Regions from separate parts of the Homo sapiens genome. Here all the other regions are linked to region 2. The links are chromatin loops, found by intact Hi-C in ENCODE. Cell type or tissue: OCI-LY7. All regions are shown on one strand. Each heading gives the region's core, and the rest is flanking DNA. Links, peaks and the distances in the headings are about the cores only.

Region 1 (9,577 bases), core at 960-5,959, 240 kb after region 2:
TTCTGTATCTGCCTTCTGCTCTTTTCTCCTATTCTCTTAATCTTTCTCCTTCTGTGTGCTTCCCTTTGTGGTCAGCCATGTTTCTGCCTCTCTTCATTTGTGCTTCTCCTCTTTTTTTCCCTTCTCTCTCCATCCTCACCATCTACTCCCCTCTTGCACCCACCATGGTTCCCTCACTTTCTTTCTTTCTTTCTTTTTCTTTCTTTCTTTTTTTTTTTTTTTTTTTTGAGACAGAGTTTCACTCTTGTTGCTCAGGCTGGAGTGCAATGGCACAATCTCAGCTTACTGCAACCTCCCCCTCCAGGGTTCAAGTGATTCTCCTGCCTCGGCCTTCTGAGTAGCTGGGATTACAGGCACCTGCCACTATGCCCAGCTAATTGTTTATATTTTTAGTAGAGACGGAGTTTCACCATGTTGGCCAGGCTGGTCTCGAACTCCTGACCACAGGTGCGCCTGACCTACTTTATTTCTTTTATACATTACTTCTGTATCTCCTTACCCCATCTTTCCCTCTGTCTTTCCTTCTATGTAGGACTTTTCTGTCTTCCCATTTTTTTCTCTATTTCCCCCTCTCCTCCTCCCACTCTTGTCTTATTTTTCTTCTCTCCCTTTGCTTCCCTTGTGTGTGTTCCTTAGTTTCTCTCCTTCTTGGTCACTCTCTCTGAGTTATTTCTCCAGTTTTGGTCTCACTTGTTTCTCTTTTTTTGCTTGTGTATTTCTGCTACCCAATCTTCCTGTCACACTATAATTTGGGCTTTGCTTTTCTTTCTCTCTCATTTCACCTTCCTCCTCCCACTCATATCTCTGACCTCCTCCCCCTTTTCTACCATTCTGTTTCTACCTCTACTTCTCTTGGGGCCTTTTTTTTTTTTATCTATCTGTATTTGTAATTTCCTATATGTTTGTCTATTGCCTTCTCTTCATCCACCCATCCATCTATCTGTCCTTCTTTCCTTCCTTTCTATCCATCCACCCACCCATTTGTCTGTATATCCATCTTGTCTATCCATTCATCATCTATCCACCTACCTGTCCATTCATCCACCCATCCATCCATTTATCCATCCACCTATCCATCCATCCATCCATTCATCCATCCATCCATCATCTATCCCTCTTCTTGTCTGTCCATCAATTTATCTGTCTGCCTGTCCTTTCATCCAAGGCTCCTATCCAGTGGTAAGACCCTGACAGGCTGAGAAAGCAAGGCACAGGCTTTGGTTTCATAGACCACAGCCTCACAACCAGAGGAGGAACTCTGGCTGGGCTCTGGGTTAGAATGGGGATGTGGGTTGCTGAGACAGTCAGACTTGGGAGCCAGGAAATGCAAATTCTGGCCTTGGCTCTGCTCCATGTGTGTTCTGCATGACCACAGATGAGACAGTGGTCATCAGGATAGTACACAAGTGAGAGAAAACATCTTCAAAGTACTTCACAAAAGAGGGAAGCCATAATTTTAATAGGGCTGACATAGTTGGTGGGTGGTTTAGACTATGAGTCCATGGTCTAATGTTCTCAACTGTTGATCTCCAGGCTCCTTAGAGGTTGCTGACCCATTTCCTGAAGCATAACCCCAGGAGTGGGAGGCCACTGTGTTGGAGTCACTGTAGTGGATTCTGTAGTGGATGCTGTAGTGGATGTGGTGATTGCTGTGGTGGATCCATGATGCTGTAGTGGAGGTAGCAGATGCTGTAGTGGAGGTAGTGGATGCTGTAGTGGAGGTAGTGGATATTGAGGTGGAGGTAGCGGATGCTGTAGTGGATGCTGTAGTGGATGCAGCAAGAGCCACGGCACATCCACTGTCGTGGATGCTGTCATGCACCACCCAGATCACCTCTTCAGAACCAAGTGCTCACTCTTCCAACTTCCAGGAAAGTTGTCTTCTGGGGGCGGACAACTGAGTCCCTCTTCTGGAACTTTCCCAGGCTTAAGGGAGCTATTTTGTCCAAGGTTATTCCCCCTTCCCAGAGAGCAGCCGCATTTGATGGTTGATGGGGTATGACAGGTTGGTCCCCGTGCCTAAACAATGAGATGAATTCAACTGTGCAACCCCAATATATTGAACTCTTAGTCCCCAGGACCTCAGAATGTGGCCTTATTTGGAAATAGGGTTTTTCTGGGGAGTATTTTTGTTTGTTTGCTTTTGAGATAGAGTTTCGCTCTTGTTGCCCAGGCTGGAGTGCAATGGAGCAATCTCAGCTCACTGAAACCTCCGCCTCCTGGGTTCAAGTGATTCTCCTGCCTCAGCCTCCCAAGTAGGTGGGATTACAGGCATGTGCCACCATGCCCGGCTAATTTTTTATTTTCAATAGAGACAAGGTTTCTCCATGATGGGCAGGCTGGTCTCGAACTCCCGACCTCAGGTGATCTGCCCGCCTTGGCCTCCCAAAGTGCTGGGATTACAGGCATGAGCCACCGCACCCGGCCTTGTATTCTTTTTTTGTTTTTGAGATGGAGTCTCGCCCTTGTTGCCCAGGTTGGAGTGCAGTGGCACGATCTCGGCTCATTGCAATCTCTGCCTCCTGGGTTCAAGCGATTCTCCTGCCTCAGCCTCCCGAGTAGCTGGGACTACTGGCATGTGCCACCAAGCCCGGCTAATTTTGTTTAATTTTTAGCAGAGACAGGGTTTTGCCATGTTGGCCAGGCTGGTCTCAAACTGCTGACCTCAAGTGATCAGCCCACCTTGGCCTCCCAAAGTGCTGGGATTACAGGTGTGTATTCATCTTTTTAAATGTTGTGTAGTAGGACTGTTTTTCAAGATAATTAGCCTGCCATACTGCAGACAAGTCTCCTTGTCTCATATTGATCTTTTTTTCTTATGGGCTTCTTCCCAGCTGAGTCAACTTTACATTCCAGAGAAGAAAGTGAAGGCCATCGATTATGAAACTTCCATTGCTCACTGTAATCTGTGATCAGAAAGGGAGTGGCTCCCTTGTCTGTGGAGTTGAAGAGATTTCCCTTGTTCAAAGTGAGTAATTGTAAATTGCATTCTAGGAGACCAATGTATTGTTCTTAATGGAAGGAGTAAATGCTAATTGGCTCACATGTTTAATTGGTGATTATTGTTTTCAGAAGACAGACATATGTTAGCCATCAGCGCAATCATTTGGAAGAGGTTAAAGCCATTGAGGAATGAAAATCATTGAGGAAAAGAGTTAAAGTCATTGAGCCTGGTTACGGCCACGCTCGGTGGCTCACGCCTGTAATCCCAGCACTTTGGGAGGCCGAGGCGTGTGGATCACCTGAGGTCAGGGGTTTGAGACCCTCCTGGCCAACATGGTGAAACCCCATCTCTACTAAAAATACAAAAATTTGTGGCCGGGCGCGGTGGCTCATGCCTGTAATCCCAACACTTTGGGAGGCCGAGGTGGGCGGATCACCTGAGGTCGGGAGTTTGAGATCAGCCTGACCAACATGGAGAAACTCCATCTCTACTAAAAATACAAAAAAAAAAAAAAAAAAAAGAGCTGGGCGTGGTGGCACATGCCTGTAATCCCAGCTACTAAGGGGGCCTGAGGCAGGAGAGTTGTTTGAACCGGGGAGGTGGAGACTGCAGTGAGCTGAGATCACGCCACTGCACTCCAGCCTGGGCGACAGACCACGACTCCATCTCAAAACAAACAAAAAACAAAGTGAATAAATTGTATAGTTGCTCTCTAGGAGACAATTGCATTGTTCTTCATGGAAGGAGTTAATGCTAATTGGCTCACATGTCTAATTGGTGATTATTGTTTTCAGAAGATGGACATCAGGGCAAACATTTGGAAAAGAGCTTGTGGATTTAGGGTGGTGCAATACTGCCATCTTCAGGGCATATTTTGAAATAAAAAAAGAACGGCACTCTAGATGTGTCAGCCGTGGGAAAAACGGATGAAAGTATTAGAAACTCCTCATTGAAAGAGGCCAGGGAGGCTAGGCACGGTGGCTCATGCCTATAATCCCAGCACTTTGGGAGGGTGAGGCAGGTGGATCACCTGAGGTCACGAGTTCGAGACCATCCTGGCCAACATGTTGAAACCCTGTCTCTACTAAAAAATACAAAAATTAGCCAGGCATGGTGGCGCTTGCCTGTAACCCCAGCTACTTGGAAGGCTGAGGCAGGAGAATCGCTTGAATCCAGGAGGTGGAGGTTGCAGTGAGCTGAGATGGCGCCACTGCACTCCAGCCTAGACAACAAGAGAGAAACTCTGTCTCAAATTAAAAAAAAAAAAAGTTCAGGGAGACCACAAAATCAAGATAAGGATGTTCTTTTTTATCTTGATTTGGTTCTCTCATTGTCTCTTTCGCTCATAGCGCGATGGTTAAGGGTACTGATTCTGCAGTGAGACTATCCCATTTAAATCCCTTACCAGCTGCGTAACCTTAGGTAAGTTACTTAACCCCTCTGTGCCTTCGTGTTTCAGTTTCCTCATTCGTAAAACAGTGTTATCATGCAAGTCCTCCAAAAAGCAAACACCAAAACAGAATTCCAATGTGAGGATAAACAGGTGAGGGGCCAGGTCTCAGCGCAGTTCAGAGAAACTGTCTGTCAGGCCGATGGGGTGTCCCTATGCAAATATCACCAATGAGCATTCACTGGGGGCAGAGAACATGCAGCTGTTGCCGATGGAGCAGCCCTCGCAGGGGACGGTGGCAGGGCCGGAGCAACAGGACCGGGAGGGCAGGAGGACCTGAAACCACCGGAGAAGTTCATCTTACTCATCAATATAGAGCTGATTTATCAAGGCAGGAGAATTGGAATAGAGAAAGAATTCAAAACATGCACATTGGCCGGGCACAGTGGCTCACGCCTGTAATCCCAGAACTTTGGGAGGCCGAGGCGGGCGGATCATGAGGTCAGGAGATCGAGACCATCCTGGCTAACACGGCGAAACCCTGTCTCTACTAAAAATACAAAAAATTAGCCGGGCTTGGTGGTGGGCGCCTGTAATCCCAGCTACTCGGGAGGCTGAGGCAGGAGAATGTCATGAAGCCGGGAGGCGGAGCTGGCAGTGAGCCGAGATTGCACCACTGCACTCCAGCCTGGGCGACAGAGCGAGACTCCGTCTCAGAAAATACAAACAAACAAACAAAATGCACGGCCGGCTAAATGGGGAACCTGAAAATTTGGAGGCTAGGGTTTTTTAAAGATAGTTTCGTGGGCAGGGAGGCAGGGAACAGGTGCTGTTAATTGGTCCAGGATGCGTGGAAATAAACAGTCCTTGTGTGCTGAGTTTGTTTCTGGGTGGGGGCCACAGGAATCATCCGGTCGTCAGAAATGCAAAAGTCTTTATTTATTTATTTATTTATTTATTTATTTATTTATTTATTTAGACAGAGTCTCTGTTGGGAAAAGGGCTTGTGGGGTGCCTGTATAAACTGGCCATAAAAATATGGGACAATAAGTTGTGGAAAGCCACAAAAGGCTTCTGAGGAGGAAAGCCTCCTAATTGCCATCATGTTCACATGCTCAGAGCGAGACCTGCTCTCTTATCTGTAAACACTGTGTTCAAGGAGAAAGACACTCCTTTGAAACACTGGAATGTGGACAGACGTGCAGGCTCCTAGTAAAGCCTGCTCCCACTAGCTACTCTCCGATAAGTTAAAGATATGTTGTTTGAGCACAACGGAGAATCATTTAAACCACTATTGCTATAGATTACGCGTATGACGCACTGCCTCCCTTTCACTGTTTTGCCCTGAACATCTGCTTCTCAGATCTAAGTGATTGTACTCAATAGTGTGGAGACCAGAGCTCTGAGCCTTTTGCCGCCTCCTACCTCGCATCTGGCCCCCCTGGCTCCCCACCTTTAACTTGTCTCTTCTCAATCCTTTGACGCCACCGGACTTAGAGTACCCTACGGGTGGTGTTGAGGCTGGTCCCCAACAGTCTCTTGCTCTGTTGCCCAGGCTGAAGTGCAGTGGCGCAGTCTTGGCTCACTGCAACCTCCGCCTCCCAGGTTTAAGCGATTCTCGTGCCTCAGCCTCCTGAGTAGCTGGGATTACAGGCATGCATCACCATGCCTGGCTAATTTTGTATTTTTAGTAGAGATGGGGTTTCACCATGTTGGCCAGGCTAGTCTCAAACTCCTGACCTCAGGTGATCCACCCGCCTCGGCCTCCCAAAGTGGTGGGATTACAGGCATGAACCACTGTGCCTGGCCCAAAAGTCTTAAATGACATCTCAAAAGGCCAATCTTAGCTTCTACAATAGTGATGTTATTTACAGGAGTAATTGGAAGGGTTACAAATCTTGTGATCACCTGAGCAAGGGCTGGTAATCCTTAACGAAGTCTACATCTGAGCAGAATTCAGGCCCTGCTCTAATCATAACTTGGTGATCTCTTATTTTTATAAGGCGGTTTAGTTTTAGGAAAGGCTATTGTTATTTAAACTGTAACTAAATTTCTCCCAAGGTTAGCTTGGCCCACACCTAGGAATGACCGAGGAGAGTTTGGAGGTTAAAGGCGAGATGGAGTGGGTCAGGTGTCTTTCACTGTCATAATTTTCTCACTGTTATTAATTTTTGCAGAGGCAGTTTGAGGCCCTGCAGATGACTCTGGCCATGTTGACAGCTTCGGGCTCAACCATCCACGGCCCCTTCCCCACTGCAGTCCCCTGACCTCCCTTCCCCTGCTCCCAAGAAGATGGGTCCCGGCTCAACCTCAGCGCTTTTCGCCCGCTTAGCTCCTCCCACCCGGCACTGGCTCCTCCCACTTGGCATCAGCTCCTTCGACCGGGGCTTCGACTTCTCCCACCCGACCTCGGCTCCTCCCACGCAGCCTCGGTTACCCTCTCCGCCACCCGCTGGACCTCGGCTTCCAGGGCCCTGCCTCGGTTCGCCCGCCCTCAACCCCGCACTTGCTCTCGGCTTCCGCTCTTTCTGCCCAGCTCGACTCTCCCGCCCGCCCTCACCCCAGGTGCTACCCTCCCTTCGCCCTCTCTGCCCCGCGACCTCCCGCGCTTGGCGCCAGTGCCACCGCTTTTCGGTCCAGCTCGGATCCTCCCGCCCGGCCTCGGCTCTTCCGCCGAGCCTCGGCTTCCCCCGCCCAGCTTCGGCTTCCTTCGCGCCTGGCTTCGGCTCTTTCCGCCCAGCTTCGGCTTCCCCATCCGTCCTCGCCTGGCGTCCTACCATGGCGCTGCCTGTCCCTCTCTGTCTCCGACCTGAAACTTCCCCTCCCTCCGTCCTGGCCATGGCTCGGCTTCTCCGCCGCCCTTCCCGCTGCTTTTCGGCCCTGCTCGGCTCCTCCCGCCTGGCCTCGGCTCCTCCCATTGGCCTTGGCTTTTCCGGTTCCTCTCGGCCGACCTCGGCTCCCACCACCCGTCTTTGGCTCCCCTCGCCCAGCCTTGGCTTCTCCGCCGCTCCTCGGCTCAGTTCGTTCAGTTCGGCTTTCTCCGCCCGGCTTCAGTTTTCTCCGATTTCGCCGCTTCAGTTCGGCTCTTTCCGCGTCTCCCCATGGCACCCTGGGCTCGGCGTGGCTCTGGGTCTGGTTGGGTCCTTGTCTTAGTCCGGGGGAGTTGCACTAATTGAGTTCCCGTCATTATGATATGGAGGTGCCAGTGTCTCCACATCCTGGTCAATCTGTTATCTTTTTAAAAGAAAAAAATTCCTGATCAATGAAAAAGGGAATCTCAATGTATTACTTCCCATTTTTCTTAGGAGAGCCACTTGTATTTCTGTGAACTGTTGTTAGCATTTGCTCCTTTCTCTAATTAACTCTTGGTCTTTCTCTTACTGCTTCGTAGGAGTTCTTGAATACTAACAAATTATTATGAGCAATGTTCAAGCATGGAAATAATTTTTGAAAAAATGTACAGGAACATTCATCAGTAACATTTTACTATACTTTGTCATATACATCTCTGTATCATCCATCAATTCATCTTTTTAAATGCATTTTGAAGTAGGTTGCAGATAGCTTACATATCATTAATTAGAGTTCAAAATTTGGGGCTGGAAGATCTAAGGTGGCTCATCCCCTGGCTAGCAATGTGGTGCTGGTGAGTTGGTTACTGGTTACGGGGCTGCTTGAGTCTCCTCATGGCATGGCGGATGGCTTCTCCTAGAGAAAGAGCAATAGAAGAGACCAAGGAGGAAGCTTCAGTGTGTCTTATGACCTAGCCTCAGATGTCACATGCAACAGTGCTGTATTGATCATATGGGTCGTGTATGATTCAATATTGGAGGTGGGGTACACAGGACAGGAATATCAGGTGGCAAGGGTCTTTGGTGAGCATTCTGAAGGCTAGTCAACACACCCACCTTTCCTTCAGACCACCTCTTTTCATCAGCCCGGAATCTCTTTTTTTGTGCTGGAGTGCCTGATCTGATTGTAGCTGTTTGAGGCATCTGGAATTCATGGCCGGGTTTAGAACAACTTGGAAGGTCTCCTTTCCCCCTCTTCTCTTTCTTTTACCCTTCTCCCCTCTCTCTTCCTCTCAGCCTTACCCCCAACTCTAGTCTTTCTTTGCTTCTAGTGAGCGAGCAGGAGATGCTCTGAGAGTCAACTGGGAATGCAGCTGATAAGGGTCTGCTGGGTGCAGGAAATGTTGGAAGGTTTGCTTGCTGGGCTGTATCACCTCCTGTATTATGGGAGCTTAGAGTATTTGCCAGCTTGTCAGGACTACCATCGTCTTCCATGTTCTGAGACTGGAGTACCCAACATTCCCCTAGCAGGGGACACTTGGCTTGATAGGGCTCTATCAATCTATATTGTGAGGGTAGAGATACTCATATTGCAAGGGGAGGCTGCAGGAGTTGCCTGCTGGGGCTAAGATTATTCCTTGTGTTTGGGATAAAGGAGGGGTCACCGCAGGGGCAGTCAACTCATGTTGGGGGAGACGGGATTTGCATTCTGGGCTCCCCTCCTCGTTTATGTTAAGGGTGTTGCTTGCTGATGCTTCTATTAACTCTTACTTTGGGATAATGGGAAGAGAGATAGTTTTCTGGGGTATGAGTTTGTCACTTATGTTGTAGAATCTGGGGGGCTGCCTGTTGAGATTCTGACCATTGCTTGTTTTGGGTGTCATTGCTGGGGATACTTATTTATAGTCTTGGGAAGACAAGGGATGCATGTTGCAGCGGTAGTGGGTAAGAATGGTGGCATTTGCTGGAGTTCTTTTTTTTTTTTTTTTTTTTTTTGAGACAGAATCTTGCTCTGTCTCCCAGGCTTGAGCGCAGTGGTGTGATCTTGGCTCACTGCAAACTCTGCCTCCCGGGTTCAAGAGATTCTCCTGCCTCAGTCTCCTGAGTAGCTAGGACTACAGGCACGTGTCACCACGCCCGGCTAATTTTTGTATTTTTAGTAGAGACGGTTTCACCATATTGGTCAGGCTGGTCTCGAACTCCTGATCTCGTGATCCACCCGCCTTGGCCTCCCAAAGTGCTGGGATTACAGGCGTGAGCCACCATACCCAGCCTGGAGTTCCTTTCTTGAGTGTGTAGAGGATTGAGGGTTGATTGGTTTTTGGAGTTTCCATCATTAATGTAGGAGCGATACGGGGAATCACTTGGCGAAGCTTTCATTGTCTCTGATGTTGGAGGTAACTGGAGGGCCAGTGCCTGGGGCTTCCATTTTTTTCTAGTGTTGAAGGGTCA
Region 2 (11,153 bases), core at 2,378-7,377:
TGCTGGCCACCTCTGAGAACACCTCTGGAGACACTGACTTGCACACCGGTTGCCACGGGACCACTCAAAATCACTAACACACAGACCCGGAAAGCCCTCACCACAAACACTCACTGGCCCATAGCGCCGCGCTTGTCCCTGGGGACACAGGTGGGGCCATCCCCAGAATCACACCAACGAGACACACACAGAACACAAGGAGACACAGATATACACAGATTTGCACACACCCATTCTGTAACCAGTTGATTATTTCTTTCAGGCAACATGCATTTATCGAGCACCTACTGTATGCCAGGCACTGTGGCAGGTGTGGGATCACGGTGAACAAGACAGACACAAACCCCCGCCCTGCAGGAGCTCCAGCTGGGGGAGGCAAACAGTGAATCAGGAAACACACCTAGGAGATAAATTCAGGTGCTGTGAATTGCCGCAACAGGAAGTAAACAGAGTGATGCGATAGAGTGGGTGGGGGAGGTTGATGCTTTAGCTGGGAAGGTCAGGGAAGGCCATTTGAGCTGAGATCTGTAAGCTCAGAAGAAGTCAGGCATATAAATCAATGTCTAGCTGGGCGTGGGGGCTCACGCCTGTAATCCCAGCACTTTGGGAGGCCGAGGCGGGTGGATCACGTGAGGTCAGTAGTTCAAGACCAGCCTGGCCAACATGGGGAAACCCCATCTCTTCTAAAAATACAAAAATTAGCCGGGTGTGGTGGCGTCTGTCTGTAATCCCAGCTACTCGGGACACAGAGGCAGGAGAATTACTTGAATCTGGGAGGCAGAGGCTGCAGTGAGCCGAGATTGTGCCACCCTACTCCCACCTGGGTGATAGAGTGAGAAAAAAAAAATCTAGGGGAAAGTTATTCTGGGTGGTAAAAACTGCCAGGGCAAAGGCTTGGAGGCAAGACTGAGCTTGGGGTGTTTGAGGAACAGAAGGAAGCAGGTGTGGCTGGAGCCAGGCGGAGGAGGACTGTCACAGGACCCAAAGTGCTGGGATTACAAATACGACACACCGCACCTGCCCTTTTCTCCCACTTTTGATAGAGACATAGCAGAGTGAAATATTTCTGTGCTGTAGAAATACTCTGTGCTGTTTGGGAGTACCGTCCACACTTCCTGTCCACGCTTCCCCACTCTCTGAACCCTGGCCTCTGTCCCCACTGCGCCCCGGACACCTGATATTGGCCTTAAGGCCGAATGCAGAGGCCACCCCTCGGCTGTGCACACCTGGCTCCCTTCCTTCCCCTCCACCACCCCGTCCAGCCCGCAGGGAGGGCCACCACCTGCTCTACCCTTTACTGCTTGCGTTGGTGGGAAAAGACACATAACATAACATTTACCCTTTTACCTTTTTTGTTTGTTTGTTTTTGAGACGGAGTCTCGCTCTGCTGCCCAGGCTGGAGTGCAGTGGCACGATCTCGGCTCACCGCAACCCCCGCCTCCCAGGTTCAAGCAATTCTCCTGCCTCAGCCTCCTGAGTAGCTGGGATTACAGGCACCTGCCACGACACCTGGCTAATGTTTTGTAGTTTTAGTAGAGATGGGGTTTCATCCTGTTGGCCAGGCTGGTCTCGAACTCCTGACCTCAAGAGATCTGCCCACCTCGGCCTCTCAAAGTACTGGGATTACAGGCGTGAGCCACCGTGCCTGGCCTTAACCATTTTTTTAAATTTAAAAAATGATTTTTAAAATGTGTATACATTTAAGGAGTATAAAGGCAACTTTGTTACATGGATAGATTGCGCAGCAGGAAGCCTGGGCTTTAGTGTAACCATCGCCCAAGTAATGTACATTGTAGCCATTAAGTCATTTCTCATCCCTTACCCCTCCCGCCCTTCCTCCTTTACCCCTTCCGGGTCTCCACTGTCTAAAATTCCGCACTATGACCACGTATACACATGATTTAATTCCCGCTTATAAGTGAGAACATGCGGTATTTGACTTTCTATTTCTGAACTGTTTTACTTAAGATGATAACAGCCTACAGTTCCATTCATATTGCTGCAAAAGACATGATTAATTCTATATTTTAACCCTTTGTTTTTGTTTGTTTGTTTGTTTGTTTTTGAGACAGGGTCTTTGTCACCTGGACTGGAGTGCAGTGGTGGGATCACAACTCACTGCAGCCTCAATGTCCCAGGCTCAAACAATCCTCCTGCCTCAGCCTCCCGAGTAGCTGGGACTACAGGTGCGTGCCACCATGAGCGGGTAATTTTTAATTATTTTTTGTACAGAAGGGGTCTCATTATGTTGCCCAGGCTGGTCTTAAACTCCTAGACTCAAGCAATCCTCCCATCTCAGCCTCCCAAAGTGTTGGGATTACAGGCATTAGCCACTGCCCCCAGCCCATTTTAACCTTTTTTTTTTTTTTTTTTTTTTTTTTGAGACAGAGTTTCTCTCTTGTTGCTCAGGCTGGGATGCAATGGCGCAATCTCTGCTCACTGCAACCTCCACCTCCTGGGTTCACGCGATTCCCCTGCCTCAGCCTCCCAAGTAGCTAGGATTACAGGCACCTGCCACCATGCCCAGCTAATTTTGTATTTTCAGTAGAGACAGGGTTTCACCATGTTGGCCAGGCTGGTCTCAAACTTCTGATGTCAGGTGATCCACCCACCTCGGCCTCCCAAAGTGCTGGGATTACGGGCGTGAGCCACCGCCCCTGGCCCTTGTTAACCATTTCTAAGTGCACAGTTCAGTGGCATTAAATGCATTCGCATTGTTGTGCAATCATCTCCAGCACTTTCTCATCTCCAAACTGAAACTCTGTCCCCATGAAACCCTCGCTCCCCATCTCCCTCCCCAGCCCCTGGCACCCACCATTCTGCTTTCTGTCTCTGTCAATCTAGTGACGGTAGGGACCTCCTATAAGTGGAATCACACAGGATTTGTCCTACTGTGCCTGGTTTCTTTCACCCAGCGTAATGTCTTTAAGGTCCATCCATGTCAGCAGGTGTCAGAATTTCCTTCTTTTTGCATCTGAATCATATTCCATTGGTGGATAATTGGGTTATTTCTATCTTTTGGTAATTGTGAATCATGCTGCTAAGAACATGGGTGTATAGGCTGGGCGTGGTGGCTCACGCCTGTAATCCCAGCACTTTGGGAGGCCAAGGCGGGTGGATCACGAGGTCAAGAGATCGAGACCATTCTGGCCAACATGGTGAAACCCCGTCTCTACTAAAAGTACAAAAATTAGCTGGGCGTGGTGGCGCTCGCCTGTAGTCCCAGCTACTTGGGAGGCTAAGGCAGGAGAATTGCTTGAACCCGGGAGGCGGAGGTTGCAGTGAGCCGAGATCGCGCCACTGCACTCCAGCCTGGGCGACAGAGCGAGACTCCATCTCAAAAAAAAAAAAAAAAGAACATGGGTGTATAAACATTTGTTTTGAGTCCCTGCTTTCAACATTTGGGTATGTACCGCTGGAGAGATTTTTTTTCCTTCCTTCCTTCCTTCCTTCCTTCCTTCCTTCTTCTTTTGTGGTGTTGTTTGTTTGTTTCTGAGACAGAGTCTCACTGTGTTTCCCAGGCTGGAGTGCAGTGGCGTGATCTCGGCTCACTGCACTGCAACCTCCGCATCCCGGGTTCAAGCGATTCTCCTGCCTCAGCCGCCCGAATAGCTGGGGATTATAGGCATGTGCCACCACACCTGGATAATTTTTGTATATTTAGTAGAAACAGAGTTTCACCATGTTGGCCAGACTGACCTCAAACTCCTGGCCTCAAGTGATCCACCTGCCTCGGCCTCCCAAAGTGCTGAGATTGCAGATGTGAGCCATCACGTCCAGCAGAATATATGCAATAGAACACAGGTCAGCAAAGTATAACCTTTAGGCCAAGTTTAACCCAATGCTTACTTTTGTAAATAAAGTTTTTATTCTTGTTTTCTGAGAGACAGGGTCTCATTCTGTCACCCAGGCTGGAGTACAGTGGTGTGATCATAGCTCACTGCAGCCTCGACTTCCCAAGCTCAAGCCAGCCTCCCTCCTCATCCTCTGGAGTAGCTGCGACCACAGGCATACAACACCGCGCCTTGCTATTTTATTTTATTTTTGTCCTTTTGAGACAGAGTCTTACCCTATTGCCCAGTCTGGAGTGCAATGGCGCAGTCTTGGCTCATTGCAACCTCCGGCTCCTGGGTTCAAGAGATTCTCCTGCCTCAGCCTCCCAAGTAGCTGGGATTACAGGCATGTACCACAATACGTGGCTAATTTTTTTTTTTTTTTGTATTTTTAGTGGAGATGGGGTTTCACCATGTTGGTCAGGCTGGTTTTGAACTCTTGACCTCAGGTGATCCACCCACCTCGGCTTCCCAAAGTGCTGGGATTACAGGCATGAGTCACCCTGCCCGGCCTTATTTTATTTTTTGTAGAGACAGGGTCTCGCTATATTGCTCAGGCTGATCTCAAACTCCTGGGCTCAAGTGATCCTCCCACCTCGGCCTCCCAAAATGCTGGAATTACAGGCATCAGCCGCCCCTGGAGGGTTTTAAGCAGGGGCCTGTGAACCTATTTTGCTTTCAGCTTTAAAAGATGCCTTGGCCAGGTGCGGTGGCTCATGCCTGTAATCCTAGCACTCTGGGAGGCCGAGGCAGGCGGATCGTGAGGTCAGGAGTTCAAGGCCAGCCTGGCCAATATGGTGAAACCCCGTCTCTATTAAAAATCCAAAAATTAGCCGGGCATGGTAGCACACGCCTGTAGTCTCAGCTACTCGGGAGACTGAGGCAGGAGAATCGCTTGAACCTGGGAGCCAGAGATAGCAGTGAGCCAAGATCGTACCACTGCAATCCAGCCTAGTGACTCCATCTCAAACAACAACAACAAAAAGCCTTTTTCTTCCAGCCTTAGCTGCTATCATGGAGATGGCCACGTGGGGGCAGCACTTCCCCATGGCTTCTCCTCTGGCCAGAAAGACCACAGAAAGCAAAACAGGAAAAAAAACCGACCCTTGTGGAAAGCCGGAAGGCTTACAGGGGCCAGGCAGCAGCCTGAGTTAGTGAGGGCCATGGGGTGTGAGACACGGGTTTGCCCTTCCTTCTACCACGCTTATTTTTTTCTTGGAGTAGTCTCACTGTGTTGGCCAGGCTGGTCTCAAACTCCTGGCCTCAAGTGATCCTTCCTCCTCGGCCTCCCAAAGTGCCGGGATTACAAATGTGAGTCACCACACCTGGCCTTTTCTCCCACTTTTGACAGAGACGTGGCAGAGTGAAATATTCCTGTGCTGCAGAAAACAACATAATTTCAGTTGGGTTAAAGATGAAATGTGAACAATAAACCAATACAGATCATAGAAGGAATTTACAAGGCTATTTTTACAATTGAGGGTTGAAAACATGCTTTTTTTGAAATTGTTGTGTGTGTGTTTTAACTAAGACAGAAAACCCAGAAGCTATGAATGAAACCACAGAAATACTTAATACATAAAAATCTATATAAACGTGGCCGGGTGCAGTGGCTGATGCCTGTAATCCCAGCACTTGGGGAGGCTGAGGCAGGTGGATCACTTGAGGCCAGGAGTTAGAGACCAGCCTGGCCAACATGCAGAAACCTTGTCTCTACTAAAAATACAAAAATTAACTGGGTGTGGTGGTGGGCACCTATAATTGCAGCTACTCGGAAGGCTGAGGCAGGAGAATCACTTGAACCCTGGTGGCAGAGGTTTCAGTGAGCTGAGATCTCACCACCACACTCCAGCCTGGGTGACAGAACAAGACCCTGTCTCAAAAACAAAACAGAACAAAACAAAACGAAACAAACAAAAAACTATATAAACATCTGTTAAAAATCTTATAATAAAAATAAATATAACTAACAGAATAATTTTATAAATTATCAGGGAAGTATATACAAAAGCAATAAAGAAAGATGAATTGGTTGCCTGAGAAGGGTTGGTACCTTTATATGCAAAGAGATTTCACACATTGATAAGAAAAAAACACAACAGAAATAGAAAATTAAGAATTTGGGGCCGGGCTTGGTGGCTCATGCCTGTAATCCCAGCACTTTGGGAGGCTGAGGCAGGTGGATCAGTTGAGGTCAGGAGTTCGAGACCAGACTGGCCAACATGGTGAAAATTAGCTGGGCAGGTGGTGGGCACCTACAGACCCAGCTACTTGGGAGGCTGAGGCAGGAGAATCGCTTGAACCTGGGAGGCAGAGGTTGCGTCAGTGAGCTGAGATCGCGCCATTGCACTCCAGCCTGGGCAACAGAGGGAGACTCTGTCTCAAAAAAAAAAAAAGAAGAAGAAAAAGCAAGAAAAGAAAAAAAGAGAAAGAAAGGGTGTGAACAGGCATGTCTCAGAAAAGCACAGACGGGAGCCAAAGAATGATGAAAATATAGTTCCCAGAAGCCCAGAGAGTGCGAATTTCAGGGAGCTGTTCACTTCATATCTAAGAGTGCGGCAATAGCAACCACCAAAAGGAATGTATCTGATTATCATCTTACTGTAGTTGAAATTATATTGGAAATTAGAACATGTATTTATGAAATTCTACAGTCTTAATTTGTCTACATGATTTCTAATATTTTCTTTTTTCTTTTCTTTTCTTTCTTCTTTTTTTTGGGGGGGTCGGGGGACAGGGTCTCCCTCTGTCACCCAGGCTGGAGTGCAATGGCACAATTTCAGCCCACGGTAACCTCAACCTCTCAGGGGCTTAAGCGATCTTCCCACCTTAGCCTCCTGAGTAGCTGGACAACAGGTGGCCACCTCAAGTGGCATTTCTTTTTCTTTCTTTCTTTTTTATTTTTCTTTGAGAGGGAGTCTCTGTCTCCCAGCAGTGGCACAATCTCGGCTCACTGCAACCTCTGCCTCCCAGATTCAAGCGATTCTCCTGCCTCAGCCTCCCGAGTAGCTGGGACTACAAGTGCGTGCCACCACGCCCAGTTAATTTTTGTATTTTTAAAGACAGGTTTTCACCATGTTGGCCAGGATGGTCTCAATCTCTTGACCTCGTGGTCCTCCCACCTTGGCCTCCCAAAGTGCTGGGATTACAGGCGTGAGCCACTGCACCCGGCCAAATTGTATATTTTCTTGGCAATTATGAATAATATCACTACAAACATTTATGTCAAGACTTCAATGTGAATATGCTTTCATTTATCTTGGTAAAATACATAGGAATAGAATTTCTGGGTGCTATGACAAATGTATATTTAGCGTTGTAAGAAACATTTTAACTGTTTCTTTTGTCTTTTCTTTTTTTGTGATAGAGTCTTCGTCTGTCACCCAGGCTGAAGTGCAATAGCACGATCTCGGCTCACTGCAACCTCTGCCTCCCTGGTTCAAGTGATTCTCCTGCCTCAGCTTCCTGAGTAGCTGGAATTACAGGCGCATGCCACCATGCCCAGCTAATTTTTGTGTTTTTAGTAGAGACGGGGTTTCGCCGTGTTGGCCAGGCTGGTCTCAAACTCCTGACCTCAAGTGATCCTCCAGCCTCGGCCTCTCAAAGTGCTGGGATTACAGGCATGAGCCACTGCACCCAGCTGGACTGTTCTTCTTTATTCTTCTTTTGGTCCTCTTTCAGTTCTCTCCCTCTCTGTCTCTGTCTCTCTCTCTCCGTGTGTGTGTGTGTGTGTGTGTGTGTGTGTGTGTGTGTGTGTGTAGGCAAAAAGCTTAGATTAGATAATTAGGCTGGGCACAGTGGCTCATGCTTGTAATCCCAGCACTTTGGGAGGCTGAGGCAGGAGAATCAATTCAGCCCGGGAGTTCAAGATCAGCCTGGGCAGCATAGCAAGATCCTGTCTCTACAAAAAATTTAGAAATTAGCCAGGCATGGTGGTGCCCACCTGTTGACCTAGCTACTCAGGAGACTGAGATGGGAGGATCCTTTAAGCCTGGGAGGTGGACACTGCAGTGAGCTATGATTGCCCCACTGCACTCCAGCCTGGACAATAGAGTGAGATCCTGTCTCAAAAAAAGAAAAGAAAAGAAAAAGAAAAATAGATCTATATATATGCAGTAGATGTTACTTATTCAGACAAGTGAGAGTACCTAGCACACTTCTGGAAATAGGGTTGCCAGATCAAATATAGGAACCTGAGTATCTTATATATTTATCCGTTAAATGTGGCAAGCCAATTCAGGGACTCTTTGTGATAGCATCTGTGTCCCCAGGGGCTGGTTCCCCAATTCTCATAGTAACACGGGGTGGGGCAGCAGGCTGGGCTCTTTCTTTTTCGCATCCAGGCTGTTGGACCCCAGAGAAACCACAAGGGACTTTAGAGGCTTCAACAGGAAAACCGCATCTTAATATAACCCAAGAACTGAACATTCTCGTAATGAGATGTCCACAGAAGCACAGTGCCATTACTTTACATACTTCCAATGGCAAGATGTGTCCTGGCGTGGCTTCTGGCACTGGTTATGAATCATAAAAGAGGGGTCACCCCTCTCTGAGCACTTTCTATGTAGTTTATTTAATCTCATGCAATCTTCACAACCATCCAAGGAGGAAGGCCCTGTTGGCTTTATTGGCCCCGTTCTGTAGATGAGGAAGCTGAGGCTCAGTGAGGCAAGGCTCTGTGACACACTGTCCCCCAGAGGCTGCAGCATGCAGAACCCCTTAGAACATCTGCTTTGTTAACGGCATGTTGAGAGACACAGCCTCTGGGAACCTGTGTTAGGCACGTTGGCCGAGGGGCCGGGCACCCGTATTGCTAACCCTGCCTGTCTCTGCCAGTGACCTGAACTCACACAGATGGTGCAGTGGACAACCTCTGCTCACCACTTGCACCTGCAGAAGACTCATCAGGGCACACAGGGCCATGCCACAGCAGTTCCCTTCCCACACTGCATTATTCAGTAAGCACAAAGCAATATGGCAGGTGTGATAGTTGGAGCCCAGGTGAGCAGCCCCTGAGCCCCAGACTTGGAAGTCCAGGGAGGCTTCCTCAGGAAGCAGTGCCCAGCACATACCTGAAGGATGTGAAGGACCTGGGACAAGCACAGGGCCACAGGTGATTGCACTCATCCACAGCAAGGAGAACCAAAGGGGAAAGTGGCTATAATGGGGGAAGCTAGAGACAGAGGCCATTGTGTCTGGGTCCAATGGCATAGCTTTAGCTTTTATCCCTAAGGCAATGGGGAGACATGGGAAGTTTTATGCGGAGGGGAGGCAAAGTCTGCTCTTTGTTTCAGAAAGCTCCCTTTAACTGGGCATGGAAGGAATGGTTAGAGGGTATAATCCTGGAAGCTGGCAAGGTGGCAATGCTGTCATTCAGGAAGACAGGACAGTGGCCCAGCCATAGGAGGGAGAAAAGTGGGTGACTCGGGGGGGAATTCGAGAGGCAAAATGAGCTGGACTTTGTGTAGATATGGGTGGATGGGGAGCGAGAATGCCACCCAGCTCTCAGCCTGACTCCCCAGCGGACAGGGTCTGGGACAGGCTCCAGGGTCAGCACTTTTGACTGACAGCCTCAAGTCTATGGGTGTAGTGTCCCTGTCCACTTCCCTCCATTCATCTATTTGCATTTCCTGAGCCTGGAACTTTCCAGCTGCTCCTCTGGTTGCCCTGGAAGGGGGAGGGCTGGGAAGGAGGTCTCCCATCCCAGCAGCTGGCCCGCAAGGCAGAGGCTGCCCCCGGCTGACGCTCTTCCTTTTCCTCCAGGTAGCACTGTGCCAGGGCATCTGGGAACCCCAGAGGAAGGGCAGGGTGTCCAGCGGGTGGGCAAGGGGTCATGGCTATGGGCTCCTCTCTTCCCATGAGCTCATGGGCTCAGCACCCTGCCAGGTGTCAGCAGGAGAGGGCTCAGGAATCCTAGGTGGACGGTGGGGGCTGAGAACCTGTGTTTGTCATCTGGACAGGTGTGTGGATGTCACCCTGGAGGCACATCTGGCTCTTTATCCTTTAGTCTGCTCAAACAGTACTCCCTCAAGGGACTTCACCTCTCTCTATCTCTCTGCTCCCCTCCATACCTCCCCCATTTTGTTTTCTGAGTCGTCTTTATTTTATTTATACGTTTATTTTTGAGACAGCGTCTCACTCTGTCACCCAGGCTGGAGCGCAGTGGCACCATCTCAGCTCACGGCCACCTCCGCCTCCAGGGTTCAAGTGATTCTCCCGCCTCAAACTCCTGGGTAGCTAGGACTGTAGGCTTGCACCACTGTGCCCGGCTAATTTTTTTTTTTTTTTTTTTTTTTTTTTTTTAGTAGAAACAGGGTTTCACCATGTTGGCCAGGCTAGTCTCACACTCCTGGCCTCAAGAGATCTGCCCGCCTCAGCCTCCCACAGTGCTGGGATTACAGGCATGAGCCGCCTTGGGTCCGGCCTAGTTGTATAATAATTTCATTATGTATTACAATGTGGTAATAATATAACAACAGTGCATCATAGTGCACAGTAAATGTAATGTTCTTGAATCATCCTGGAACCGCCACCTTCCAACTGTCTTCCATGAAACTGGTCCCTGGTGCCAAAAAGGTTGAGGATCTCTGGCTTTAACACCATCCCCTTTGTGCTATTCTTGTGACAGTGTGACAATAAGTTCTCGTGAGACTCTGTCATTTAAAAGTGTGTGACACCTCTCCCCTCCCCTCACTCTCTCTTGCTCCTGTTCCTGCCATGTAAGACGTGCCTGCTCCTTCTTCACCTTCTGCCATGATTGTAAGTTCCCTGAGGTCGCCCCAGAAGCCAGCACCCTGCTTCCTGTACAGCCTGCAGAACCGTGAGCCAGTTAAACCTCTTTTCTTTATAAATTACCCAGTCTCAGGTATTTCTTTATAGCAATATGAGAATGGACGAATACATCATCCATCCATCCATCCATCCATCCATCCATCTACCTACGACTCTAACTATCTATATATCTATCTACGTAGTATGTATCTATTTTTTTTTTTGAGACAGGGTCTTGCGCTGTCTTGCCCAGGCTGAGTGCAGTGGTGCCATCATAGCCTAGTGTAGCCTCAACCTTTCAAGCTTAAGTTATCCTCCCACCTCAGCCTCTCAAGTAGCTGAGACCACAGATGCATACCACCACACACAGCTAATTTTTTATTTTTTTGTAGGGACAGGTTCTCACTATGTTGCCCAGACTGGTCTCAAACTCCTGGACTCAAGGGATTCTCCCACCTTTGCCTCCCAAAGGATTACAGGCCTGAGCCACTGTGCCTGGCTCTGTCTGTCTGTCTGTCTATCTATCTATCTATCTATCTATCTATCTAT
Region 3 (11,153 bases), core at 2,439-7,438, 190 kb after region 2:
ATTAGGTTGGTGCAAAAGTAATTGTGGGCCGGGTGCAGTGGCTCACGCCTGTAATCCCAGCACTTTGGGAGGCCAAGGCGGGCAGATCACGAGGTCAGGAGATCGAGACCATCCTGGCTAACACAATGAAACCCCATCTCTACTAAAAATACAACAAATTAGCCGGGCGTGGCAGCGGCCGCCTGTAGTCCCAGCTACTCAGGAGGCTGAGGCAGGAGAATGCCATGAACCCAAGCGGTGGAGCTTGCAGTGAGCCAAGATCGCGCCACTGCACTCCAGCCTGGGTAACAGAACGAGACTCCATCTCAAAAAAAAAAAAAAAAAAAAGTAATTGTGGTTTTTTGCCATTACTTTTAATAGCAAAAGCTGCAATTACTTATGCACTAAACTAATAAAACATGTTGACATGCACTTCTCAGATGACACTCTAGATACAGATATTTTATTTATTTATTTATTATTTTTTTGAGACGGAGTCTCGCTCTGTCACCCAGGCTGGAGTGCAGTGGTGCCATCTCAGCTCACTGCAACCTCCACCTCCCAGGTTCAAGCGATTCTCCTGCCTCGACCTCCTGAGTAGCTGGGATTACAGGCATGCGCCACTACACCTGGCTAATTTTTGTATTTTTAGTAAAGACGGGGTTTCACCATGTTGGCCAGGCTGGTCTCGAACTCCTGACCTCAGGTGGTCTGCCTACCTCAGCCTCCCAAAGTGCTGGGATTACAGGTGTGAGCTGCCTGGCCTATTTTTATTGGTTATTTTACTTTATTTTTAGTAGAGACAGGGTTTCACCACATTGCCCAGGCTGGTCTTGAACTCCTGGGCTCACGTGATCCTCACACCTCGGCCTCCGAAAGTGCCAGGATTAAGGGTGTGAGCCACTGTGCTCGGCTATATTTTTAATCTTTTGAGACAGGGTTCTACTCTGTCACCCAGGCTGAAGTGTAGGGGTGCAATCATAGCTCACTGCAGCCTCGAACTCCTGGGCTCAAGCGATCCTCTCACCTGAGCCTCCCAAGTAGCTGGGACCACAGGCGTGAACCATAGTGTCTGGCTTTTTTCCAAAGCGGAGCTCAAATCTAGGCTCTGTCTCAGCTCAGCCTCTCTGAGAAGGCCCCCTTCACTGTGTGTGTGTGTGGTGCGTGTGTGGTGTGTGTGTGGTGTGTGGCGTGGGTGTGGTGGTGTGTGTGATTTGTGTGGTGTGTGGTGTGTGTGAAGTGTGTATGTGGTGTGTGTGTGGTGCGTGTATGGTGTGTGTGGGGTGTGTGGTGTGTGGTCTGTGGTGTGTGGCGTGGGTGTGTGTGGTGTGTGTGTGATTTGTGTGGTGTGTGTGCGGTGTGTGGTGTGGTGTGTGAGGTGTGCATGTAGTGTGTGTGTGGTGCGTGTATGGTGTGTGTGTGGTGCGTGTGTGTGGTGTGTGGTGTGTGTGGTGTGTGTGTGGTTGTGTGTTTGTGGTGTGTGTATGTGTGGTGTGTTGTGTGGTGTGTGTGGTGTGTGGTGTGTGTGTGTGGTTGTGTGTTTGTGGTGTGTGTATGTGTGGTGTGTTGTGTGATGTGTGTGGTGTGTGTGTGTGGGGGGGTGTGTGGTGTGTGTGTGTGTGGTGTGTGTGTGTGGTGTGTGTGTGTGTGGGGTGTGTGTGTGTGTGTATGTGTGTTCAGCCGCAGAGACTTGAGCCCCCCTTTTCTGTTTCTTTCTCCAGGGCTGAAGCTGCCCTCGAGGACCTGGTCTCCACCATTCGAGTCTGAAGATTCTCAGAAGCACAACCAGAGTGAGTATGAGGATTCGGCCGGCGAATGCTGCTCCTGTCCAAAGACAGACTCTCAGATCCTGAAGGAGCTGGAGGAGTCCTCGTTTAGGAAGACGTTTGAGGATTACCTGCACAACGTGGTTTTCGTCCCCAGGTCAGGACTTGGCGCTGGGCTCTCTTAGTGGGTGCCAATTGGCTTGGTGTTGGTGGAAGGTCATTACTTAGGGACCGAGAGGTAGTGGGACCCAGAGACGGCAGAAGGGTGGGTGGAGTCTGAATGGAGCCCTTTCCTGGGTGGAGGAAGAGATCTTGCAGTTTCGAAATTTCGAGGGGAATTTTATCAGGAAGAGCAAATAATCGCACAAAAGGGGAAAAATGGACAAAACTCAGCATTTGCCTTTCTTACCTCTCCTGAGCTGGTCTCCACGTGAGTTCCAAAACAAACTCCGTTAGACGATTAACATTTTTTTTTTTCTCTCTCTCTCTTTTTTTTTTTTTTTTGACAGAGTCTCACTCTATCGTCCAGGCTGGAGTGCGGTGGTGCGATTTCAGCTCACCCTTTCCGGGTTCGAGTGATTCTTGTGCCTCAGCCTCCCAAGTAGCTGGGACTACAGGTGCGCAGCACCACGCCCAGCTAATTTTTATATTTTTAGTAGAGACGGGGTTTTGCCATGTTGGCTAGGCTGGTCTCTAACCCCTGACCTCAGGTGATCTGCCTGCCTCGGCCTCCCAGAGTGCTGGGATTATAGGTGTGAGCCACCGTGCCTGGCCGTGATTATTGAGGCTTTAGCTGAGCGCAGTGGTGTAAGCCTGTGGTCCCAGCTAGTTGGGAAGCCGAGGTGGTAGGGTTGCTTGAGGCCAGCCTGGGCAACATAATGAGACCCCATCGCTACCAAAAAAAAAAAAAAACAGTTTAAAAATTAGTCAGGCATGGTAATGCATGTCTGAACTCCTAGCCCATGGGGAGGCTGAGAAAGAAGGATCACAAGAGGCCAGGAGATGGAGGCTACGATAAGCGATGATGGCGCCACTGCGCTCCAGCCTGGGTGACAGAGTGAGACCCTGTCTCTAAAAAAAAATTAAAAGTATCTGTTCAGATGTTTACCAATGCTATTCATCCGAGCAGACTTTTCTCCCAGAACCACCAGTGTGTAAGAATCCTCTTTTTTTTTTTTCTTTTCTTTTTCTTTTTTTGTTGCATGTTTCCCCTATGACCCTGAGTCCAAAAGAATGTTCAGGGGGACAGCCAAGGCTTCAAAGTGGTTACTGTTTCACCTGTTACAAACAAAATGTTGGCTAGGCACAGTGGCTCACTCGTGTAATCCCAGCACTTTGGGAGGCCGAAGTGGGAGAATCAGTTGAGGCCAAAGGTGGAGACCAGCCTGAGCAACAGAGTGAGACCCTATCTCTACTAAAAAAGGAAAAAAAAAAAAAAAATAGCCAGACATGTTGGTGCATGCCTTGTAGTCCCAGCTACTCCGGAGGCTGAGGCGGGAGAATTGCTGGAGCACAGGAGTTGGAGGCTGCTGTGAGCTATGATGGCACCATTGCACTCCAGCCTGGGCAACAGAGCAAGACCCTGTCTCAAAAAGGAAGGAAGGGAAAAAAAGAAAGAAAGAAAGGAATGGAGGGAGGGAGGGAAAGAGGAAGGAAGGAAGAGAGAAAGAAAAAGAAAGAAAGAAAGAAAGAAAGAAAGAAAGAAAGAAAGAAAGAAAGAGAAAGAAAGAAAGGAAAGAGAGAAAGAAAGGACAGAGAAAGGAAGGGGGCAAGGGAGGGAGAGAGGAGGGAAGGAAGGAAGGAAAAAAGGAAAAGAAAGAAAAGAAAGAGAAAGAAAATGAAAAAAAGAAGGAAGGAAAGAGAAAGAAAGCAAATGAAGGAAGGAAAGAGGGAAAAAGAGAGAAAGAAAGTAAAAGAGGAAAGAAGGAAGGAAGGAGAGAGAGGGAGAGAGAAAAGAGAAAGAGAAAAGAAAAGGAGAAAGAGGAAAGAAACCAGAAAGAGAGAGAGAAAGAAGAAAGAAGGGAAAGAAAAGAAAAATTCTGCCAGACTTGGAGAAGTGGCTGAGTCAGTTGTGATGTCCACATGTAGTCACGTTTGACATCCCAGGGCCACCTCAGCAGGCCGTCTCTGGGGAGAATTTTCTCTGATTTCTTCCCCTTCCCTTGCTGGACCCCTGCACCTGCTGGGGAAGATGTAGCTCACTCCGTCTAGCAAGTGATGGGAGCGAGTGGTCCAGGGTCAAAGCCAGGGTGCCCTTACTCGGACACATGTGGCCTCCAAGTGTCAGAGCCCAGTGGTCTGTCTAATGAAGTTCCCTCTGTCCTCAAAGGCGTTGGTTTTGTTTCCACAGAAAAACCTCTTCAGGCACTGGTGCCGAGGACCCTAGGTATGACTCACCTGTGCGACCCCTGGTGCCTGCTCCGCGCAGGGCCGGCGGCGTGCCAGGCAGATGCCTCGGAGAACCCAGGGGTTTCTGTGGCTTTTTGCATGCGGCGGGCAGCTGTGCTGGAGAGCAGATGCTTCACCAATTCAGAAATCCAATGCCTTCACTCTGAAATGAAATCTGGGCATGAATGTGGGGAGAAACCTTCACTAACACACTCTTGCTAAAACATAGAATCATGGGAGTGCTTCCTGGGTACCCCCTCCCTGCCTTCTGTTTGCAGCCACTGTTTGCTCACTAAACATCTCTGCACCTCCCGCGTGCATTTGCAGAGGTGGGTGGGGGTCCCCGGAGTCTGAGCTCCCCGCGGCTGGGTGCCCCGACCCAGCAGCTCCTACACCATGAATGGAGGTTGATCTGGAAACAGAATATTTTCATGAAAGGGCGACAGGGTATGAACAAAAGAACACCGTGTCGCTCACTGAATTCCACGGAGGAGAGTCAGGGATCTCTTCCTTCCTTCCTTCCTTCCTTCCTTCCTTCCTTCCTTCCTTCCTTCCTTCTTTCTTTTTTTCCTTCTTTCTTTCTTTCCTTCTTTCTTTTCTTTTCTTTATTCCCTCCCTCTCTCCCTCCGTCCGTCCCTCCCTCCCTTCCTTCTTTCCTTCTTCTTTTTTTTTTGGATGGAATTTCACTCTTGTTGCCCAGGCTAGAGTGCAGTGGTGCGATCTCGGCTCTCCACAACCTCCACCTCCCGGGTTCAAGCAATTCTCCTGCCTCAGCCTCCTGAGTAGCTGGGATTACAGGCATGCGCCACCACGCCCGGCTAATTTTTGTACTTTTAGTAGAGACAGGGTTTCTCCATGTTGGTCAGGCTGGTCTCGATCTCCCGACCTCAGGCGATCCGCCCGCCTCGGCCTCCCAAAGTGCTGGAATTACAGGCGTGAGCCACCGCCCCTGGCCAGGGACGTTTCTTTTCAACTTGAGTCTTAAGAGAATGAAGCAGTATGGTCCTGGGAGAGAGAAAAAGCTTGGAGAACTTGGGAGAAAGGCAAGGAGATGTTTACCTGTCGTGGCTTTTGGGAGGAACAGGAGGTGAGACTAAAGAGGCAAGTTGGGACCACTTGGAGAGATTTTCTTCCTTTAGCAGAGTGTTTATTTATTTATTTTTTCCCAGGCACCTGTGTGGCCTGATCTGCCCTCTAGTGGCCATTTGCAATACTAACTGTAGCCAAGAAGGGTCTAAAAATGTACGGGCTTGGTCCAAAGCAGATCTCAATCTCAGTCCTGCTATTAATAATATTCGGGTGGCTCACGCCTGTAATCCCAGCACTTTGGGAGGCCGAGGCGGGCGGATCATGAGATCAGAAGATCGAGACCATCCTGGCTAACACGGTGAAACCCCGTCACTACTAAAAATACAAGAAATTAGCTGGGCGTGGTGACGCAGCTACCCCAGGCGGGGCAATCACTTGAGGCCAGGAGTTCGAGACCAGCCTGACCAAGATGGTGAAACCCCGTTACTACAAGAAACATAAAAATTAGCCGGGCGTGGTGACACACGCCTGTAGTCCCAGCTACTCGGGAGGCTGAGGCAGGAGAATGGCGTGAACCTGGGACGCGGAGCTTGCAGTGAGCCAAGATCGTGCCACTGCACTCCAGCCTGGGCCACAGAGCGAGACTCCGTCTCAAAAAAAATAAAAATAAAATAATATTTGGGGCCACAGCTGGACTTGGTAGCTCACGCCTGTAATCCCAACACTTTGAGAGGCCCAGGCGGGGCAATCACTTGAGGCCAGGAGTTCGAGACCAGCCTGACCAAGATGGTGAAACCCCGTTACTACAAGAAATATAAAAATTAGCCGGGCATGGTGACACACGCCTGTAGTCCCAGCTACTTGGGAGGCCGAGGCAGGAGAATCACTTGATTTCTGGAGGCGGAGGTTGCGGTGAGCCGAGATCTCGCCACTGCATTCCAGCCTGGGTGACAGAGCGAGACTCTGTCTCAAAAAAAAAAAAAAAAAAGAATAAATACATAATACTAATAATAATAATAAATAATATTTGGGGTCAGATTATTCTAGGGCACTGTCCAACAACACTGAGAAGCATCCCTGGCTTCCACTCATCTGATGCCAGTAGTGTGTCTTCCCCCTAAAGTAGTAATAACCAAAAATATCTTCAGACATTGCTAAATATCCCCCTGGGTGATGGGGTCAGAAGGACCCTTGGTTGAGATGACCAGGTTAGTGTGGGATTGCTGGATAATAAAATGCTGCCTAGGCCAGGTGCTGTGGCTCATGCCTGATGCCTGTAATCCCAGCACTTTGGGAGGCCCAGGCAGGCAGATCACCTGAGGTCAAGAGTTTGAAACCAGCCTGGGCAACATGGCGAAACCCCGTCTCTACTAAAAATACAAAAATTAGCCGGGCATGATGATGCACGCCTGTAATCCCAGCTACTTGGGAGGCTGAGGCAGGAGAATCGCTTGAACCCAGAAATTGGAAGTTACAGTGAGCCAAGATCACACCACTGCACTCCAGCCTGGGCAACAGAGCAAGACTCTGTCTCAAAAAAAAAAATCAGTTGATGCTTTGTCTTTTGCCACTTCATGGTCTTTTTGGTTATAATCTTTTTGGTATATAAACTCATTTGGCCTGTTTGATGAGCCCATTTTACATCTCTGGTTGTTGAGATACCAATTTCTCAGTAGTTACTCATGAAGCACCAACGTCTTGGTTATTTTCACGAGACCCATTTGTGCCTGTATAGAAATTATCTGAATCTTGCTAATACGGACATATCTTTGGCTTGATAAGTGGTGGAGCTGTTTTCTTTTCCATTCTACAATGTTGTTAGTCTTTTAATACAAAAAGACCATAAAGAGAATCTTAAGAAATGCCCCCAAAGTAGGATTTGTTTTCTGACCACACATTTTCTGATGACGCTGCAATAGAAACTAAAAGTTAATTTCAAAAGATTAAACAGAAAACTTCACTTCTTGGTGGTTAAAAGTTAAACACTTACAGGCTGGGCGCAGTGACTCACACCTGTAATCGCAGCACTTTGGGAGGCCCAGGCAGGCGGATCACCTGAGGTCAGGAGTTTGAGACCAGCCTGGCCAATATGGTGAAACCCCTTCTCTACTAAAAATACAAAAATTAGCCAGATGTGGTAACGTGCGCCTGTAGTCCCAGCTACTCAGGAGACTGAGGCAGAAGAATCACTTGAACCTGGGAGGTGGAGGTTGCAGTGAGCCGAGATCACGCCACTGCCCTCCAGCCTGGGCAACAGAGCGAGACTCTGTCTAAAAAAAAAAAAAGTTAAAAAGTTAAACACTTACATATCTATCGGGCCAAAGCAGAAATGGAAACTTCCATTGAAGTCCTTTTGGAAAATAATGAAAATGTGAATATCACATACCTTAACTTGTAGAATATTGTCAAAGCTTGGCTTTGATGTTACTTAGCAGACTTAAATGGATTGATAAATTAAGAAATAAACTTTAAACTATAAAACTATAAATGTGTTAGGAAGGGAAAAGCAATAACAGCTAAGCCTATGGTAAACATAATCAAAGGGAAAACACAAACCAGAAGGAAAGAAGATGACATAAAACTAGCGTCTGAAGAAAATTTTAATGTGTTAAGTTCTTTGGACAATGGTGCACTTGCTAAATTTGAAAGTTTCAGTAAGGTGGGAAAATTTAACTTGTCTAAATGGATTCAAAAAGAAGCAGAAAAATTAAGTGGTTATGAACCTTGGAAAAAGATATGTGTCAAATAATTTCCTCAAAAAAGTCCCTTGGCCCAGAGAGTTTTATAGACACGTTCTTTCAAATTGTGAGAGAGCAACTATTTCCTATAATAGAAAAACTATTTTAGGGCACAGAAATCTATAAAAGTTATCCCAGTTCATTTTATGAAATGAACATAACACCCTTAAAGAACTTGACAAAGAGGTTGAGCATGGTGGCTCATGCCTGTAATCCCAGTACTTTGGGAGGCTGAGGTGGGGGGCGGATCACAAGGTCAAGAGATTGAGAACATTCTGGTCAACATGGTGAAACACTGTCTCTACTAACAATACAAAAATTAGCCAGACATGGTGGCACACGCCTGTAATCCCAGCTACTTGGGAGGCTGAGCCAGGAGAATCGCTTGAACCTGGGAGGCAGAGGTTGCAGTGAACCGAGGTTGCGCCATTGCACACTCCAGCCTGGCAACAGAGCAAAACTCTGTCTCAAAAAAAAAAAAAAAAAAAAAAGAACTTGACAAAGATACTGCACTGAACAAAAGCCACAGGCCAAGCTAATATGTGATGTTAGATTCAAATGTCCCAAATAAAACACTGCACTGGCAATATTGTTTATCTCCAAAATGCAAGGATGGTTTAAGATCAGAAGATTTGATAACATCATCTAGTTCATCAAGAGGTGCAATAAGGAAGATCATATCTGTTTCAATAACCTTAATTTAAAATTCCTAACTTAGAGAAAGGGGAGGAAAAAAAGAGGCTTCATAAAACTCATAATAGAATATTTCTTCTACAAGATAAATATTACCTAGGTTAAACCAACAGCCAAGCTAACATCATTCTTAAAATTATTCTTAGCAGAGTTAGGAACAAAACAAGGAAGCCCCATCTCATCATTACTAATTAACATTTCTCTGGGCATCCAGCCAATGTAATAAGACAAGAAACAGAAATCAGAGTTGTAAAGAATGGAATGTGGGAAATAAAGTCATTGCTATTTGCAGAGCGTCTAGCTCAAGGGTAGGCAAACTATGGCCCATGGGCTAGCTGCCTGTTTTTGTAAATGAACTCTTATTGGAATGCAACCCCACCCACTTGTTTACACATCATGTAGGGCTGCTTTAAGCTACAATGACAGAGTAGTTGTGACAGAGGTCATTTGGCTTGCAAAACCCAAAATATTTATTATCTAGCCCTTTACGGGAAAATTTTGTTGACCCCTCTTCTAGTGTGTCATTGAAAACCCAGGAAAGCCAATTATGAAACTTTTTAAATGAGTTAGAGTTTGGGAAAGTAGGTACATAGAAATAAGCAAAAAGACTGTAGATACACAAGCAATAATTAGAATATAAAATAAGGGAAAAGATCCCTTTCAAAATTGCCGTAAAACCTTAGCACAACTCATAATAACCCCATCTAGAATGACTTATAAAGGAACACGTTTTAAAGTGTTACTGATATATTAAATTGTACAAATAAACATGAAAGCCTGTTTCAAATCATTTAAAGAAAGCTTACTGGCAAATGGAAAAGAGTAAGTTGTATAGCACGATACATAAAAGGTTAATATCCTTAATGAATAAACAACACAGGAGTAAGGAAAACACAAGAAATTCATGGAAAAACAGACAAAAGACAAGGAGGGGACAATTCTTTGGAGAATCACAGAGAACCAATAAAGGAAAAATGAAGTCACACTCAGTAATATAAAGATCCGCAAATAACGTAGTCGAGTGATAGCATATTTTTAATCTCTTGGGTTAAAGATCTAGACAAACAAACATAGAAAGAAAAAAAAAAACTATTAAGGCTTAGGGGTTGCTGAGATTGTCCTGGAATGCAGTCTCATGGCCTGCTGGTGCAACCACAAGTCAATATAGAGTTTCTGGACAACCATTTAGCTGTAGGTATTAAGAAGCTTAAAGAGTTTCTTATCTCCCTGAACCTAGTAATATTTTCCTCTAGGAATCTACTTTGGGGAAGTAATAAGACAATCAGACAATGATCAAAGGAATATTTATAACAGCAAAAAAAAAAAAAAAGAGCCATGTGCGGTGGCTCATGCCTGTAATCCTGGCACTTTGGGAGGCTGAGGTGGGCAGATCACCTGAGGTCAGGAGTTTGAGACCAGCCTGGCCAACATGGCGAAACTCCGTCTCTACTAAAAATACAAAAATTAGCTGGGCATGGTGGCGGACTCCTGTAATCCCAGCTACTCAGGAGGCTGAGGCAGGAGAATCGCATGAACTCAGGAGGCGGAGGTTGCAGTGAGCCAAGATCACGCCGTCGCACTCCAGCCTGGGCGACAAGAGTGAAACTCTGTCTCAAAATAAATAAATAAATAAGGAGGATGGTTAAGTGAGTGACGACTCACGTAGCAAATGGAATATTTTACAGTCATTCATCGTTTTCCAAGTTTTCTGCAGGGAACACATGCTACTTTTGTAGATGATGGAGGAAAACCCTAATATTAAAAAGGAAAAGTCCCAAAATTCTCTCCTAAAATGTTATGTTGAAAGGAAAATATTTAGTAAATGCTTCCAATATAATAAGTAGACAAAGTTTACTTATAAAACAGGCTTGATCCTCATCATGTTCACACATAATATTTACAGGGAAAAAATTGTCCAAAGGAAGCAGTGGGCTGTGGATTTATGAGTGATTTATATTTTCTTTTCTTTTTTTTTTTTTTGAGACAGAGTCTCACTCTGTCGCCCAGGCTGGAGTGCAGTGACACGATCTCAGCTCACTGCAACCTCCGCCTCCCGGGTTCAAGCAATTCTCTTGCCTCAGCCTCCTGAGTAGCTGGGATTAAAGCTGTGCACCATCAGGCTCGGCTAATTTTTGTATTTTTAGTAGAGACGGGGTTTCCCCATGTTGGCCAGACTGGTCTTGAACTCCTAACCTCAGGTTATCTGCCCGCCTTGGCCTCCCAAAGTACTGGGATTATAGGCATGAGCCACCTCGCCCAGCCTACATTTTCTTCTTTATCCTTTTTTCTTTGTATTTTAAAATTTGTTAGCTATCAACCTTTGTTGTTTAATATGTCTTCTTAAGGGATGGGGAGAAGTGTGCCAATTGCATAGATGTTTCTTGGAGTTAATCTTCCTGACCTGAGTGATGTGATTCCTTTTCTAAGAATTGCAGCTTAATCACTCAAATTATACAGGTGCCCTAAGCAGCAATAAGAAGGAAAAGATGTATTTTTTCCTATTTAAACTGATGATGTCGATCAGTAGCTTGGGCCAATGAGCAAATGCCATTTGGCAGGG

The links. A loop is a pair of places that touch in the nucleus more often than their neighbours do. Peaks named below come from ENCODE experiments on the same cell type or tissue, not always from the same donor. Only the 100,000 strongest peaks of a DNase experiment are listed, where the experiment ranks them.
Region 1: it touches region 2 in a loop (13-fold over the local background); 98 of 110 quality-filtered maps call a loop at or near these places.
Region 3: it touches region 2 in a loop (11-fold over the local background); 89 of 110 quality-filtered maps call a loop at or near these places.

What each region holds. Positions count from the first base shown.
Region 1 is chr19:7,096,721-7,106,297 of GRCh38, reverse strand. LOC124904625 (a long non-coding RNA gene) reads left to right here and starts at 6,736. Exons shown (of 3, transcript XR_007067110.1): 1 at 6,736-6,816. RefSeq lists enhancers at 2,799-3,298, 3,299-3,800 and a silencer at 6,660-7,029. In OCI-LY7, for the core only: a CTCF peak has its summit at 3,799 (motif pointing left); a DNase peak (open chromatin) is centred at 3,807.
Region 2 is chr19:7,334,982-7,346,134 of GRCh38, reverse strand. No RefSeq gene overlaps it. Among named protein-coding and RNA genes, the nearest start is that of ARHGEF18, 8.4 kb to the left of the region's middle. RefSeq lists enhancers at 1,182-1,251, 4,724-4,793, 4,854-4,963, 8,365-8,474. In OCI-LY7, for the core only: a CTCF peak has its summit at 4,859 (motif pointing right); a DNase peak (open chromatin) is centred at 4,914; H3K4me3 peaks cover 445 bases; H3K27ac peaks cover 4,709 bases.
Region 3 is chr19:7,143,475-7,154,627 of GRCh38, reverse strand. It overlaps INSR (insulin receptor), which reads left to right. Exons shown (of 22, transcript NM_000208.4): 10 at 1,701-1,902; 11 at 4,096-4,131. Among named protein-coding and RNA genes, the nearest start is that of ZNF557, 79 kb to the right of the region's middle. In OCI-LY7, for the core only: a CTCF peak has its summit at 5,339 (motif pointing left); a DNase peak (open chromatin) is centred at 5,327.